Linked DNA regions of Homo sapiens: region 1 is linked to region 2. Evidence: chromatin loops called from intact Hi-C (ENCODE). Cell type or tissue: breast epithelium. All regions are shown on one strand. Links, peaks and the distances in the headings refer to the core of each region. The heading gives the core; the rest is flanking DNA.

What was found. Peaks named below come from ENCODE experiments on the same cell type or tissue, not always from the same donor. Only the 100,000 strongest peaks of a DNase experiment are listed, where the experiment ranks them.
Region 1: a loop joins it to region 2, with 14 times the contacts of the local background. A loop is called at or near these places in 6 of 110 quality-filtered maps.

The regions. Positions count from the first base shown.
Region 1 is chr15:69,079,331-69,082,240 of GRCh38, reverse strand. EWSAT1 (Ewing sarcoma associated transcript 1) reads right to left here and starts at 1,391. Exons shown (of 4, transcript NR_026949.1): 1 at 865-1,391. In breast epithelium, for the core only: no CTCF peak of the experiment used is centred there; DNase peaks (open chromatin) are centred at 690 and 1,345; H3K4me3 peaks cover 1,000 bases; H3K27ac peaks cover 2,060 bases.
Region 2 is chr15:69,127,530-69,130,439 of GRCh38, reverse strand. No RefSeq gene overlaps it. Among named protein-coding and RNA genes, the nearest start is that of GLCE, 32 kb to the left of the region's middle. In breast epithelium, for the core only: no CTCF peak of the experiment used is centred there; a DNase peak (open chromatin) is centred at 1,329; H3K27ac peaks cover 1,556 bases.

The DNA.
Region 1 (2,910 bases), core at 93-2,592, 48 kb after region 2:
ATCCTAGGAGGAGACACAGTATCTGGGTCATTGTTTCCACAGCTGTCAGTCTATCCCAGGGAACAGAACTGAAGACATTTCATCCTGGACACAGGCAGGCAGCTGTGTTACTGCACAAGAGTGGACAGACGTGGAGCCAGCACATTCCTAACTTTGAATTCTGATCATCTCTGAGATTGTGTAGCCCTCAGTTCTCAACCCTGGTTGTACATTAAGGGGGGGAAAAAGCCAGTACTCAGGACTTATTACAGACTGATTAAAGAAAAGAATCTGAGTCTCCCCCCTCTGGAGAATCTGAGAGAGAAAGCTCTCTGTTCAATTTTCGTAGTTTGGATGACCTGGAAAGCCTCTATGGAGGCAGAGAGTGGGTTCTATGACCTCTGTTAGGTCCCCTTTCCCTCCCTGTGTTCCTTAGCCAGGACTTGGCAGGAAACCCTGGGATATCAACAGTTCCACAGAGCATTTTGCGCCCAGTTTTCTTGTTTTTATCTTGAGATCTCATCATCAGGGAGACTTGGAGAATAGGCCGGTAATTTTGAAACCACAACTTGGCTTCTGACTGCCTCAGGCCTTCTTGAAAGTTTCCACCAGCCAAGAGTTTCATCCAGATATCTGCAAGGGACCTTCAAGGGAACGGCTGGGAAGCTCATTGTCCCATTAGGACTCCCTATGACCTTCCCAGAGGGCCCAGCCACACAGATGCAGCCTGGAATGTGGCAGGAAGCTGCAGAACAGGCAGGAAGCCCAGCTCCACGTTACATCGCAAGCAGCCTCCAGCAGCCAGCCCTGAAATATCCCGTTTCTTCCTGATCCACCCCCACTCCCAAACACACATCTAACCAGCCAGTAAGATTCAGCAGTTACCTCTGAAACGCGTCTTGGATCTTCTGTCCTAACACCAACTCCCCAGCGCAGGAGCAATCTCCTAACTGGACTTCCAACCTCCAGTCTCTCCACCTCCAGCCCATTCTCCATGCCATGGCCAACATGATCTTACTAATCTAAGATCTTCTGGTTTGAAGATGGCATAAAGTTAGTAACCCTCCCTTCATTTTCTGGAAGTAATCCAAAAGCAAAAAGGACTTGAGCGATAAAAACACAAATTCCATTTTTAGTAAAAGTAGGAGACACCTAAACCACAAAATAGACGGAAGAGTTGCCAAAAGCAATAGAGCTTCAGCAGAGATGTTGCAGGAAGAAATAGAGCAAGGATGCTGTGCTGCAAAGTCTCTGGGACAGCCTGAAAAAGAATCCTCCAGAAGAGGAGGGGCACACCTGGATGCGGAATGCACAGAGCCCTTGTGTGCAGCAGCAGAAAACGGGTGCAGGTGCTGTGGCCTGAGCTCTGCTGGCTCAGGACTCAGACAAGCCATAGTTGTAGGAAATGGTCTGTTTCTGTGGCAACAGGGGAGGAGAGACTTTGCCTCGGGGAATCTTTGCCATTGGTTGGAAAGAATTCAAGGCTCAGTGAATTTACATCAACCCTGGGTCATAAGGAAAATTTAGCCAACCTGGAAGACAATCTTGGCCTCTCTCACACCTGAGGTCCACGGGGAAGAAAAAACATTACCTTCTTCAATAATGAGTAATATATACAAAGTTTTGACAAGAAACAAAGGAGGAAAAAAGAAAAAGCAAACAGCAAACAGCAGGTAAAGAAGATTCATCAAAAAACATTGTCATGGAGCAGATGACAATTTTAACGAGAAAATTAAGAAAACATAGCAAAGTAATTTCCCCCACAAAGAAAACACGCACATGAGAGATGAGGGAAGAGGTAATGAAACAGTGGGAGGAAATGAATCCTGAGCTGCCAGAGCTTGGGGAAGAAGTGAAAGAAAAAAAGAAAACTATCCAACCTTCACTCTTAAAAAATGAAGCCTCAAATCTGAAGCAGTAAAAGGGGAACACATACTGTGGAAACTCAATGAGAGATAGTGAGAGGAATAAGAAAAGGAGGCAAACTAAATGAAAATAAAGAATTAGAAAACAATAGGTACATTTGAAAGGCAAAGAAGAATTAATTTTATATGCATTAAATATGTCTGAAAGGGGCCGGGCATGGTGGCTCACGCCTGTATTCCCAGCACTTTGGGAGGCCGAGGCAGGCGGATCGCTAGAAGTCAGGAGTTCAAGACCAGCCTGGCCAACATGGTGAAACCCCGTCTCTATTAAAAATACAAAAATTAGCTGGCGCGCTGACACACACCTGTAGTCCCAGCTACGGGGAGGCTGAGGCAGGAAAATGACTTGAATCTGGGAGGTGGAGGTTGCAGTGAGCCGAAATCGCGCCACTGTACTCCAGCTTAGGAAACAGAGTGAGACTCCATCTCAAAGAAAAGGAAAACAAAATTCTGAAAGGGCACACAAGAAATTGATAGTATCAGTTGCTTTTAGGGAAGAAAATTGGGTTGGCCGTGAGGTAGGGTGGAAGGGGTGGAAGGAGGGCCAGGGTGGAAGGGAGATTTTTCACTTTTGTGTTTTTTAAAGTTTTGACTTGTATGAACATATTAGCTCATCAAAAACATTCAAATTAAGCAATACACACCCTGCCTCCAACACACACACACTTTCACAATCTGATTTTGTTACTGTCTGTTTAAAACCCTTCCATTGTTCTCATTTCTCTTAAGATAAAAAGCACATATCTAAAAATGGCTTATTAGTAGGGTGATCATATAATTTATTGTCCAACAGGGCACTTAAGATCAAAAAGATGCACTACAGATGTAAACTGGGACTAAGGCCATCTACTTATGAGGCAGGCCATGATCTGGCCCTTGTTTCCATCTCCAGCCTCATCTGTCACCTTCCAGCCCACAGGCTCTAACTGCAGTCTTACTGAGCTATAAGCAGCCACCCTCTTCCCTCCAGACCTCTCAGCACAAGCTGTCCCCTCTTCACAGTACT
Region 2 (2,910 bases), core at 303-2,802:
TTGGAATCCATCGAGGGCTGTCTTTGCCTGGAAGGGTAAAGAAAATTCCGATGATCAAAATCTCAAAGGAGCCCCCACACTTAAGCCACCTTCCTCTTCTAATGTCTAATTTCTAGTTTGCTAACATTTGGTTGAACAGGAGAGTGGAGGTTTCTCCTCCTTCAGATGCATTTTTTAAAGGCAAAAGGAAAAATAAAAGAAACAGAAGAGAAAAGGGGCAGTGAAAATCTTCAGACACTGTCTAGAGGGAAAAGAAGCTGGTTTGTAGAAACTGGAAGAAAAAGAGGCTGACATTGTTGAACAGCCCAGCCAACCACTGGCTAAGAAAGGGTCTAAGTCTGAGTTGCTAAGGAATGAGACTAGGTGCTGCTCTGGGCCTAAGCCATGGGCCTTCCTGGCTCCACAGTAACTACTTCCTCCAGTAGAAGGCACCTATGTGTGGCCTCAGTTCCTTCTGTTCATCTTAGTAGCCCTCTGCTTGCCCAGCCCCTAAATGATCTCCCAGAGCATGACACGCTGTTTGAGGAGTCACAGAAAAGAACATCCCTAAAGCTGCCGTGAGTTCTGAAAATTGCCCCATTAGAGGTTCAATCTTTTGCCTAAAGCAAACTTTAGGGCGCATGGGAATCACCTGGATTCCTGTTAAAATGCACATTGCTGCCCCCTCTCCCCTGTCTAGGTGGGAGCCTGAGAATTTGCATTTCTAAGAAGTTCACAGATGATGCGGATGCTGGAAGTCCTCATGCTGAAAATCCCTGGACTGAAGTATTGTCCTTCTCACGGGCCGCATCCTTCAGGAGAAGGGGTGTGCTTAGAAGGGAAGAAGATTCAGTGTGGAATTAGACACGCGAGATTTCTCTCTGGTTAGGTGTCCTTGGGCAAGTCATTTCACCCTCTAGTCTCAGTTTTCTCAGCTGTAAAATGAATACATTGAATATTCTTTCTGAATTTTGTCTTAGACACATTGTGAAATTGATGTGGATTTTTTTCAGTGCTCCTATCCCCCTGAATTGGACTCCGCCAGGCGCTTATTAGAAATACATAATCTTTATTCAACCATCATTTTGACTAGAGACTCATAGTTTTTCTTCCAAAACCCATTCTCCCCATTTCCTTTACTAGCAGACTTGCTGAACTTGCCTGGTCACATAGCACTCAGAATAAAGCCTGTGTCCTTTGCAGTCAAATGTGACCATGTGACTAATTTTGGCTACCAAGATGTGAGTGGATACAATGTTTGCAGCTTCCGGGTTATAGCCATACAGGGAAAGAGTGCGGGCTACATTGTGGCTTTGCCCTGTGCCTGCCAGTACAAAAAGTAGTGAGACAACTTCATTCAATCAATCTCTTTCTCTCTTTCTGTGTCTCTCTCTCTCTCTTGATTGTGTGCCCAGCCAGTCAGCCAAATGGCCTGTACAGACAAGGAGCTCTGAGACTTGGTTTTCTACTTCTCATCACTTTTGATTTCAGAGTTGGCATTTTCATTTTGTTGGATGAGGAAATTCAGATTCTCTTCTGCTTCCAATGCTCTCTGGCCCTGGATCAGGGTCAAAAGAGGCTCACTGGCCCTCTGCCCTGCTCCCATTAGTCAGAAGGGCTGTGCTGCAGGGTGGAATCCACTTCAGGGGGCAGGGGAGATCTAGCAAGAAGTAGGTAGTAAGAGAGTCACAGGCCTGGACTCTGAACCTGGTTCTGCCTTTTCCTGTCCCTCTCAGAGATCAGATTAGGAAATAGAGGTGGAATGGAGGGGGGGCAGAGAGAGAGAAAAAGAGAGAGAGAAAGAGAGAGAGGGTCTGGCTCACCCAGGCTAGAGTGCAGTGGCACGATTATAGCTCACTACAGCCTTGAGCTCCTGGGCTCAAGCCTCTTGAGTAGCTGGAACTACAGGTGTGGGCCACCACACTTGGCTAATTTTTAATTTTATTTATTTATTTATTTATTTATTTATTTATTTATTTATTTATTGAGGCAGAGTCTCGGTCTCTCACCCAGGCTGGAGTGCAATGGTGCAATCTTGGCCCACTGCAACCGGCTCCTGGGTTCAAGTGATTCTCCTGCCTCAGCCTCCCCAGTAGCTGGGATTACAGGTGCCCACCACTGAGCCCAGCTAATTTTTGTATTTTTAGTAGAGACGGGGTTTCACCATGTTGGCTGTGGTTGGCCAGGCTGCTCTCAAACTCCTGAGCTCAGGTGATCTGCCTGCCTCGGCCTCCCAAAGTGCTGAGATTACAGGCGTGAGCCACTGCGCCTGGCCTTATTTTTAAAAAGAAATGTTTTTTTAAAACATTTTTAAATGGGGTCTCATTATGTTACCCAGGCTGGTCTCAAACTCCTTGCCTCAAGCTATCTTCCCTCCTCAGCATCTCAAAGCAAAAAAAAAATTATTATTGCACATCAGGCATTTGCCTGGAACTATTCTAGGCACTTGGGATACACTAGTGAATAAGCAAGACAAAAATCCCTGCCCCAGTGGAGTTTACAGCCCAACAGGTGGAGACATATAATAAACAATAAACATGATACAAACAACCTATATTGTACATTAAAAGATGTGCTATGGGGAAAAAGAAAGAGCTGGGGCACAGATACAGTGCAGGGGGCAGGGGAGGGGCAGGTTGCTATATTAAATCAGTCAACCACAAGGTTGACCTTCATTTGAGGTGACGGTGGAGGCCAGGTCCCTGACACCTGGGAGCCACCTTATCAGCCCTCACTGCTTATGCTCAGACTCTTACATGAGATAGAAATAAACTTCCATTGTGTTTAAGCTGTCTATTGCTATCTGGGGTCTTTGCTGTAGCAGCGGCTCCTGTATCCTAACTCATCCTTGTTTACTGAGTCTGAGCCAATAAGCATGTTAGGCTCTGTATTAGTTTTCTGTGGCTGATGTAACAAATTACTACAATCTTG